Linked DNA regions of Homo sapiens: region 1 is linked to region 2. Evidence: chromatin contacts called from ENCODE Hi-C or POLR2A ChIA-PET data. All regions are on one chromosome and are shown on one strand. The core of a region is the stretch at or near the end of the contact, and the rest is flanking DNA. Distances in the headings are between cores, read along the strand shown.

The links. Hi-C counts contacts between places; a loop is a spot of excess contacts on that map. ChIA-PET counts read pairs that join two places held with the same protein, here RNA polymerase II (POLR2A). Pooled maps may share reads with other maps.
Region 1: a loop to region 2 is called in a pooled map, with 2.7 times the contacts of the local background. The contact joins the promoter of TSPAN33 here to the enhancer-like site in region 2. A Hi-C loop is called at or near these places in 1 of 50 pooled maps. POLR2A ChIA-PET finds 5 or more read pairs at or near these places in 2 of 52 experiments (GM12878 and H1).

The regions. Positions count from the first base shown.
Region 1 is chr7:129,143,457-129,147,944 of GRCh38, forward strand. TSPAN33 (tetraspanin 33) reads left to right here and starts at 1,251. Exons shown (of 8, transcript NM_178562.5): 1 at 1,251-1,626. The coding sequence starts at 1,525. RefSeq lists a silencer at 1,164-1,373 and an enhancer at 4,236-4,285.
Region 2 is chr7:128,505,711-128,509,734 of GRCh38, forward strand. METTL2B (methyltransferase 2B, tRNA N3-cytidine) reads left to right here. Exons shown (of 9, transcript NM_018396.3): 9 at 1-892. Among named protein-coding and RNA genes, the nearest start is that of METTL2B, 31 kb to the left of the region's middle. RefSeq lists an enhancer at 1,066-1,155. Within about 2 kb of position 1,286, at least 5 of the 41 ENCODE cell types and tissues checked have a DNase peak (open chromatin) inside an H3K27ac peak, as active enhancers do; they include GM12878, where a contact is called at or near this core.

The DNA of each region.
Region 1 (4,488 bases), core at 1-2,500, 640 kb after region 2:
TCTGATATTCAATTACTTCCGCAGTTTTAACACAATTCCACATGTAACGGCATCGGTCAGCATTATGTCCCACTGCTATTCCAAGCATACCCTGTGCTCCAGCCACAGCAGTCTGCTTATTTTGCACGAAACACATGGCGTGCTTTTGCACCTCCAGGCTTTGGTTCACCCCCTTTTTTTTTAATCCACCTGGATTATGTTTCCCCTCCGTCTCTACTATTCTAAATCCCATCCTCCCCTAATTTCACTTGCCACGCTATCTTCACTAACCTTCTACCAAACGTATTATAATTATTTGTGCGGTTATCATATTTCCACACTGGATTCTTAATTCTGCTAAAACGAAATACTGTAATGCCTTTGATGAGCCTTCCATGTGCCAGCCATGTGCTAAGTGAGCTACATGCATTATCTCATTTAATCCTCAAATCGCCATCTAGGTCAGGACTCTCCCATTTAACATTAAACAAACTGAGGCTCCGAGAGATTAAGTAGCTTGCAGCTTTCACGCAGCTAATTATGGTGGAATCAGATTCCCTCCCCGAGGTTCAACTTGTATTAGTTAGGGTAGCCAGCATAATATATTCGCCAGCTACGCTGCACTCAACCTGTGTGTGCCGGATCAGCATGTTAAAAACGGTGTCTGCAAGTAGACCAAGGGAAGAGGGGCTGCGGGGGCGGGAATTGAGACAGCAATGAATTAGGATGGCGGGATTGGCGGTGATGTTTCCAAATTTCCACTGTTGGGTTGTAGAGCTTCTGAAATAAGCATTTAAAATGTATAGTTACTAAACAAGATTGCATCTACCCTTGGTCTAATTGTTATGTGTAGGTTAGTTTTGTCTCCCTGATTTTATTGTCATCCCCCAGGGATTGTTTCTGTTCTCCCGCGTTCCCAGAGCTTTCGGCGCATTGCTCAACACACGGTGTGCGTACTTGTTGATTTTAATGTATGTGTGTTTGCATATGTGCACAGCAGCTGGGCGGAGGACGTGGGTGTGGGATGCACTGTGCATTCCTTCTCCTCACTCTTGTTCCTTTGAGCAGCTGCAGCCTGGATGCTTTCCCTTAGGGGTAGGGGAGAGGCAGAACCGCTGACCCTTTAACAAGTTATCCCTCACAGAACAGGTGTCTCCCCCGACTCTCGGTGGAGAGGGATGGCTGGATACTTAGTGACATCAGCCACGAGCCAATGGGAAGTCGGGCTCCAGCCGTCGCGCCAATGAGCGGCCGGGGGCGGGCCGGGTTTCCTGGGCGCCTGGCTGGCCGGGCTGGTCCTGCGGCCGCGGGTGAGTCTCGTCCGCTCGCGCTGCCCACCGCGGCTCCAGCAGCTCCAGGCGCGGTTCCCCGGCCCGCGCCGCTCCCGGCCCCCCGGCTCGGGCGCCTCCCGCCGCAGCGCAGGCTCCCCCGCCGGCCGGGCTCCTGCGCGGCGCGGCTCGGCTCATGCCCCCGGGCGCGGGGCACACAGGCCGGCCGGCAGCCGCTGGGAAATAGGCCCCCGGGGGCGGTGGCGGCGGCGGGGCCATGGCGCGGAGACCCCGGGCGCCGGCCGCCTCCGGGGAGGAGTTCTCCTTCGTCAGCCCGCTGGTGAAATACCTGCTCTTCTTCTTCAACATGCTCTTCTGGGTGAGTCTCGGGGTCGAGGGCACCTGGGCGGCGGGGTCCCCCCGCGGGGTGGAAGGGTGGCCCGGGGTGCCCCACGCGCGGGAGCCGCACTGCCGAGTTTTCTGGGCTGACGGCACTTTGGGGGAATTTATCCTGGGGAGGGACACCCCGGGGACGCCGCGTCTGCAGGGGGCGTTGTAGGGAGGAGGGTATGCCAGGGAATCAGTAAAGACTGATGGGTATTCTCGGGGCGTCGGAGGAGGGTCTGTGTTAGGCTAGAAATGTGGGTTTGAGGGAGCCTGTTGGCCCAAGGCGGACCCACTGACACATTCATGATGGGGGTCGGGGGTGGCGGCTGACTTTCAGGCCTGGGGGCCTGGAGGCCCGGCTGGCAAAGAAAGAAGAGGAAGGAAAAACCCAAACCTCTCTCTCCACCACCTCAGAGAGGATGGGTTACTGGCATCATCTCTTCCTTTTGCAGGCCTCATCTACCCCCACCTCCACCCCCCCAAAGTCTAGGAAGAATGGCCTCCAGGTGCAGATGTCTTTCCCATCCCAGCACTGCCCCAAACTTTGTCCCCTCCCTGCCACCCTTCTCAGGACCAGACTTCACCCCTGGAGCCTGGCAATCACCAGTGTCTTTAAACAGGACCCCGTGTTGGGCCGGAGGGCCAGGGGTCCTTTCAGAATCTTCTGCTTGGGGTGGAAAAAGTATTGGGCTGGGACTCCGGACACCTGGATTCCCATCCCACTCTGCCGTTCATTGTTGACTTGACCGACCTAAGCATGTATGTTCATGTCTGCAGGCCTTGACTCCCTCCCCCACAAATCCAACCCAGTGTGATCAGGGGTGGCAGAAAGACTGCTGAAGCTGAGAATTGAGCTGAACCAGATCATGCAATGCCAGCTCGACCCTGTTTCCTGGCTAGAGAGTCCTGGAGGTCCTGGGGTGTGAGAACATAGGGACATCCTTCCCCCATTCACCTCCTCTTCTGGCTCCTACCACACCAGAGCTGCTGCTTCTGGAGCCCACCATCCTTGCCCACTTCAGCTGGAGACCTAAAGTTCAGACTTGCAGGAGGGAAGAATTGAGTCTAAAATATGTTTCCTAGGGGAGGGAGCAGAACAGACATCTAAGCCATTTGCTGGAAAGGTTTCACAGGGCCCGTGGGGTGAGGTGCAGACACAAAGCCCATAAGTGCTGGCCTGTTGGGACAAATGAGAGAAATCCCATAGGGTGGTGATGACAGCGCACTCAGCCATCCTACTCCTGGGGAAAATGAAACTTGTGCTCCTATCAAATGCTCAGTTGTAAAACTGGAAAAAAATTTTAGAAGACATCTTGTCCAGCATCTGTGTTTATGTCTATAAAATGTAGAAAACTAAAGCACAGAGATGTTAAATGTTTTGTCCAAGGTCCAACAGCTGGTTAGCAGGCTTGGTCTGGTGACCTTTCTACTGAACCACAGTGCCGCTGGGGGAAGTCCTCAGCACAGATGGCTGCTGCTATAGCTGGGGTATGGGCAGTATTAGTAGTTAACCAGTCAACCCAAGTTCCCATAGTCTAGGTTCTGCTTCAGCTGGAGGTTAGGGAAAAACACAAGAAAATCCCTTACCACTCTACCAGTGCTGGGGGATGTACTAAGAGACTCCCCACTTAGGGGCAAGTATCAGTGAAGTCTCTGTGCTCACTGAGTGTGCCAGGCCAGTGACGTGACATCCTCGGAGCCAGCACTAGCATTTCAGGGACTTTAGGTCGTCACTCTGACTTCCTTTATCTGCCGAGACTGTCTCCCTTGGAGCCATTGGTACCTCACCCTTGTCTGTGCTCGCCAGTGACAACAGCTGGGTGCATCTGTTACACTTGTGTTCCTGGTCATTTTTTTTTTCTCGAGCTTCCCTACCCCCTACCTCCACCCTACCCCCCTTTTATCGGACAAACGACTTTGAGAGATCTCAGCCAGGAGAGAGTTTGGCTCCACAGACCCATTTACCTTGGTAAAAATGCTTCATTCAAGGTCAGAAGACGTGGGTGGCCAAGCTAGCACCACCCCAAATTAGAATAGAGCCCCTTCTTGGCCCTACAGTAGACTCATAAAAAATCAGAGGCTCTAGAAATAGCACACTGAAAGACAAGAGGCTCAGCATCTTTTTGGCACCAACTTACTGTGTGACCCTAAGCCAATGTATCTGTCTCTCTGACCTTAATCTTTCTCCTCTAAAGGAGAAACAATTTCTGCCTCAGTGAACTATTTAAGGATGAATGAATCATTTTGGGGACTGTTTTCTTTCTTCAAGACCTAGAGCTGGATCTAAGGATGAATCTCCCTGTGTCCTGATTGCCCTTCCTAGGGGACAGTACTTTTCAGGTGTTATTGAATGTCCCTTCTCCCCCAAACCCAGTGCTGCACAGGTATATTCATACAAGAGCAGCTGGAGAGAAAATGCTGCCTCCCCAGATCAGGGGGCCATCTTTCTTCCTAGCTCCTCTTCAGGGACTGGTTCCCATGCTTTCTTTTTTGTAGACTTCCACCATCCTAATCAAATTCTGCTCTTCTGCCCAGGAAGCACCTATGGATGAGATGATGGTCAGCCCACACCCTTTGCAGGCAGAGTGCATGCTCTGGCCGGCTTCTGGAGCTGCCGCATGGCAGTGGTTATTGTGTCTGTGCCTGGAACCCACTAGGAAGGTGTCCGGCATCCTCTGGGCTCTGAATAGTGGTGCTGGTGGTGATGGTGGCTACGTCTGCTGTTGCTCTAGAAGCCCTGACTCTTGGGGCATTTGGAGTCTGACTCAGAAAACTAATGAATTTTGGGGGACTGGGACCAGTTCCTACTGTTCATGTTTCAAATCTCACTTCCCCTTTGACCTGGGAGTTCTGA
Region 2 (4,024 bases), core at 36-2,535:
GTGGTTTCTGATCCTTCCATTCCTTCTACACTGATTGGTTGGTATTTTGTACAGAAAAGCTTTCTCATATCTGATTTACTTGTCTCAATATGGACCCATGGGTATTTGAGTTTCTTGTGGGGTTATTTGTTGTTGTTTTTGAGACAGGCTCACCCAGGCTGGAGTGCAGCAGCACGATCACTGCTTACTGCTTACTGCAGCCTCGACCTCCCATGCTCAAGTGATTCTCCCACCCCAGCCTCCCAAGTAGATGGGACTACAGGCATGTGCCACCAAGCCTAATTTTTGTATTTTTTGTAGAGACAGGGTTTCACCATGTGTCCCAGGCTGGTCTTGAGCTCCTGAGCTCAAGCAATCCTCCCACCTCGGCCTCCCAAAGTGCTGGGATGAGCCACCGTGACTGGCCCCACTTAATGGGTTTTCAGAGGTGGGAGCAAAGAATGAAGGGAGGAAGAGAGCTCCCATCTTTTCCATTACCGTATTTACTTAAAACTGGAAAAAACTGAATCACTGGGATGGTATTTCATTTATCTTTTGAAATGAAGAATAGATACATTAATTTAAATGATTCTCTAAAGACTGTCCTTCAGCATCCCTAAAGCATTGCAAAACTATAGGCACAGTTTTTATTTTATCTTTCTGGCACCTGGTTTGGGCTTTGGCTTAGATTAAAAAGACGAGCCTTCTCCTGCCCCTGCTCCCTTTTATTCCCTGCCATCTGCTAAGCTCGACTTTTTATCTCTCAGGCCAAATTTGACTCTGTAAGGGACTTTGCATAACGTTTCATCCTCAGAATCGCTAATGATGGGCAGAGGACTGTTACATGTGTTGGGAGGGATTAAAGTATATGACCTCAGTGCCACTTAAAAAATAAATACTGTCTCAACTATCAGTCTGGCTCTGAATGGTATCTCTTAATATGCTTAATGCAAGAATGGTGGGTCGGGCGTGGTGGCTCACGCTTGTAATCCCAGCACTTTGGGAGGCTGTGGCAGGCGGATCACCTGAGGTCAGGAGTTTGAGACCAGCCTGGCCAACATGGCAGAACCCATCTCTACTAAAAATAAAAAAAATTTAGCCAGGCATGGTGGTGGGAGCCTGTAATCCCAGCTACTGGGGAGGCTGAGGTAGAAGAATTGCTTGAACCCGGGAGGCGGAGGTTGCAGTGAGCAGAGATTGCCCTCCAGCCTGGGTGACAGAGCAAGACTCCATCTCAAAAAAAAAAAAAAAAAAAAAAGAAAGGTGCTATGTGGGGCTGGAAGGTGGCTCCAGGTGTGAAGCTGCTCAGGAAGTTGTGTGGTTTCAATGTGAATCTAACAGAGAAGTGTTTCTGAAACTGATTTACCTTCCTAAGTAGTGTTAATTAGGGTGAGGAGATAAATTCAATGTTGTTTGAAAAATGAGAGACAGTTTGAGACAGATGCACTGGAGCTATTGGAGTGAAACCATGTTCCTGAAGGCAGCGATCACCCTGAAAGTGGGTTTTGCACTGTGAAAGGGATTCATCTCCCGGTCTTGCAGGATTCATGTAGAGCCTGGCCTCTGTTAATGCTATCAAACCTATGTACAATGGGTCGGCCACTTCTTTTCATATAAGTTCATATTCTCTTGGGTTCTGGTTGGAAAATTAGGCCTTGGAAACTTAGTGAGAAAGGGAAAATCTAACGTGCTAAGCCATCCTACTTGGATGTAATTGATTCCTATCTTTGCTTAAATACATACTTTAGTAGGAGTAAGGAGTTCTGTCTGTGGCTTAAAAGATGAGCTCAGGACAAGCAGTTTCTTTCAGTCTGTTCACAAAGGCCTGTTCTTTGGTTTGTGGCTGCAGCTGCTATTTTCAGAGCCTGGCTGCGTTGATGCATTGCAGATTTGTGCGTGCTTCCTAATTTGGTCTACAGGTTGTGATTTGGGAACCCTGGTTAAGAGGTAGAAGAAGTGCTCATGGTGAATTTCCCAGGTGAAAACACTGAAACATTGCATCATGACTGCTTCATTTTATTTAAATAAGTGTCTTGGCTCAAGGTTGGACATTGTCTCTGTAGCCAGTGAAACACACTCCATGACCAGGTTTCAGGACAAATCACCACAGTCCGATTTAATACCCCACTGGGGACCCTGAGACACCGTAGCCTTGACTCCAGCCTCAAGCTTGGCATCTTTACCCACAGATGAGCCTCACACTGCCTTCATTCATTCATTCTCTACTTCCATTCTCTGAATTTGGATTTTGCCATTAAAATTTAATGTTATAGCCAGGTGTGATGGCTCACACCTGTAATCCCAGCACTTTGGGAGGCCAAGATGGGAGGATCGCTTGAGTCCAGGAGTTCAACACCAGCCTGGGTAACATAGCAGCATCCTGTTCATACAAAAAAATAAAAAATTAGCCAGGCGTGGTGGTGCCTGTGTGTAGTCCTAGCTACTCAGGTGGCTGAGGTGAGAGGATCGCTTGAGCCCAGAAGTTCAAGGCTTCAGTGAGCTGTGATCACACCACTGCTGGGTGACACAGCAAGACTCTGTCTCAAAAAAGAAAAGAAAAGAGAGAGAGATAGAAAGGAAAGAAGGAAGGAGAGAGGGAGAGAGAACGAAGGAAAGGTAAGAAAGAAAAAGAAAAGTAGCCGAGTGTGGTGACCCATGCCTGTAATCCCAGCTACTGGGGGAGCCGAGGCAGGAGAATCGCTTGAACCCAGGAGGCTGAGGTTTCAGTGAGCCAAGATCACGCCACTGCACTTCAGCCTGGGTGACAGAATGAGACTCCTTCAAAAAAAAAAGAGAGAGAAAGGGAAGAAGGAAAGAAAAAAAAAAAGAAGGAAAGGAGGGAGGGAGGAACATTTATCAGCAGTGGCACACTTGAGAAACCCTCCAAGGGTGAGCAGAATGGCGAGGGCCCTGAAGAGCCCTGCTACTGACAAGCCCCTGTCACCCTCTTCAGCCTTGCTTCTGATTACCCCTCAATTTTTGTGGGCGATTAAGGCCGACATTCAATCGAGCTCATTAAATTATGAGTTTCTGACACGGTGCGGTGGCTCATGCCTGTAATCCCTTTGGAGGCCAAGACAGGTGGATACCTTGAGGTCAGGAATTCGAGACCAGCCTGGCCAACATGGTGAAACCCTGTCTCTACTGAAAATTAGCCAGGTGTGATGGTGAGTGCCTGTAATCCCAGCTACTTGGGAAGCTGGGGCAAGAGAATCACTTGAACCCGGGAGGCGGAGGTTACAATGAGCTGAGATCCTGCCATTGCACTCCAGCCTGAGTGACAAGAGCAAAACTCTGCCTCAAAAAATAATAAAAAAGGCCAGGCACGGTGGGTCACACCTGTAATCCCAGTACTTTGGGGGTCCAAAGCAGGCAGATCACCTGAGGTCAGGAGTTCAAGACCAGCCTGGACACCATGGTGAAACCCCATCTCTACTGAAAATACAAAAATTAGCTGGGCATAGTGACGCGCATCTGTAATCCCAGCTACTCGGGAGACTGAGGCAGGAGAACAGCTTCAACCTGGAAGGTGGAGGTTACAGTGAGCCGAGATCAAGCCATTGTGTTCCAGTCTGAGTGACAAGAGTGAGACTCCATCTCAAATAAATAAATAAATAAATAAATTGTGAATTTCTTGGGGGACCGTTGTATTCTAAACACAGCAGACTACCAAAGCCCCTGGCCCATGGTCAGTGCCCAGTAAGTGGGGACTGAATGCCTGAATAGCTTCTTCCTACCCTGCCCACTGCCCCCTACCACTGCACAGACACCCCGGATACACAGTTTGTATTTAACTTAAAAACAAAATCATACAAGGTTGCAACTATCAACAGCTCAAGGTGGCTTAAACAAAAAACAACAGTAGAAGGGCACAGGGCGCCTCCTGGACCCCACGCTGGGAGGTGTGTGGTTGCCCGGTTGCCCTCACTCCTGCAGCCTCTTTAAGGACCACTTCTCTGCTCCTTAGTGCACTTGTGGGAGGCAGCTGTAACCAAGCTCCTGAGGTTTGATGTCTCTGTAAAATGGGTGTGCAGCATGTGCGTGT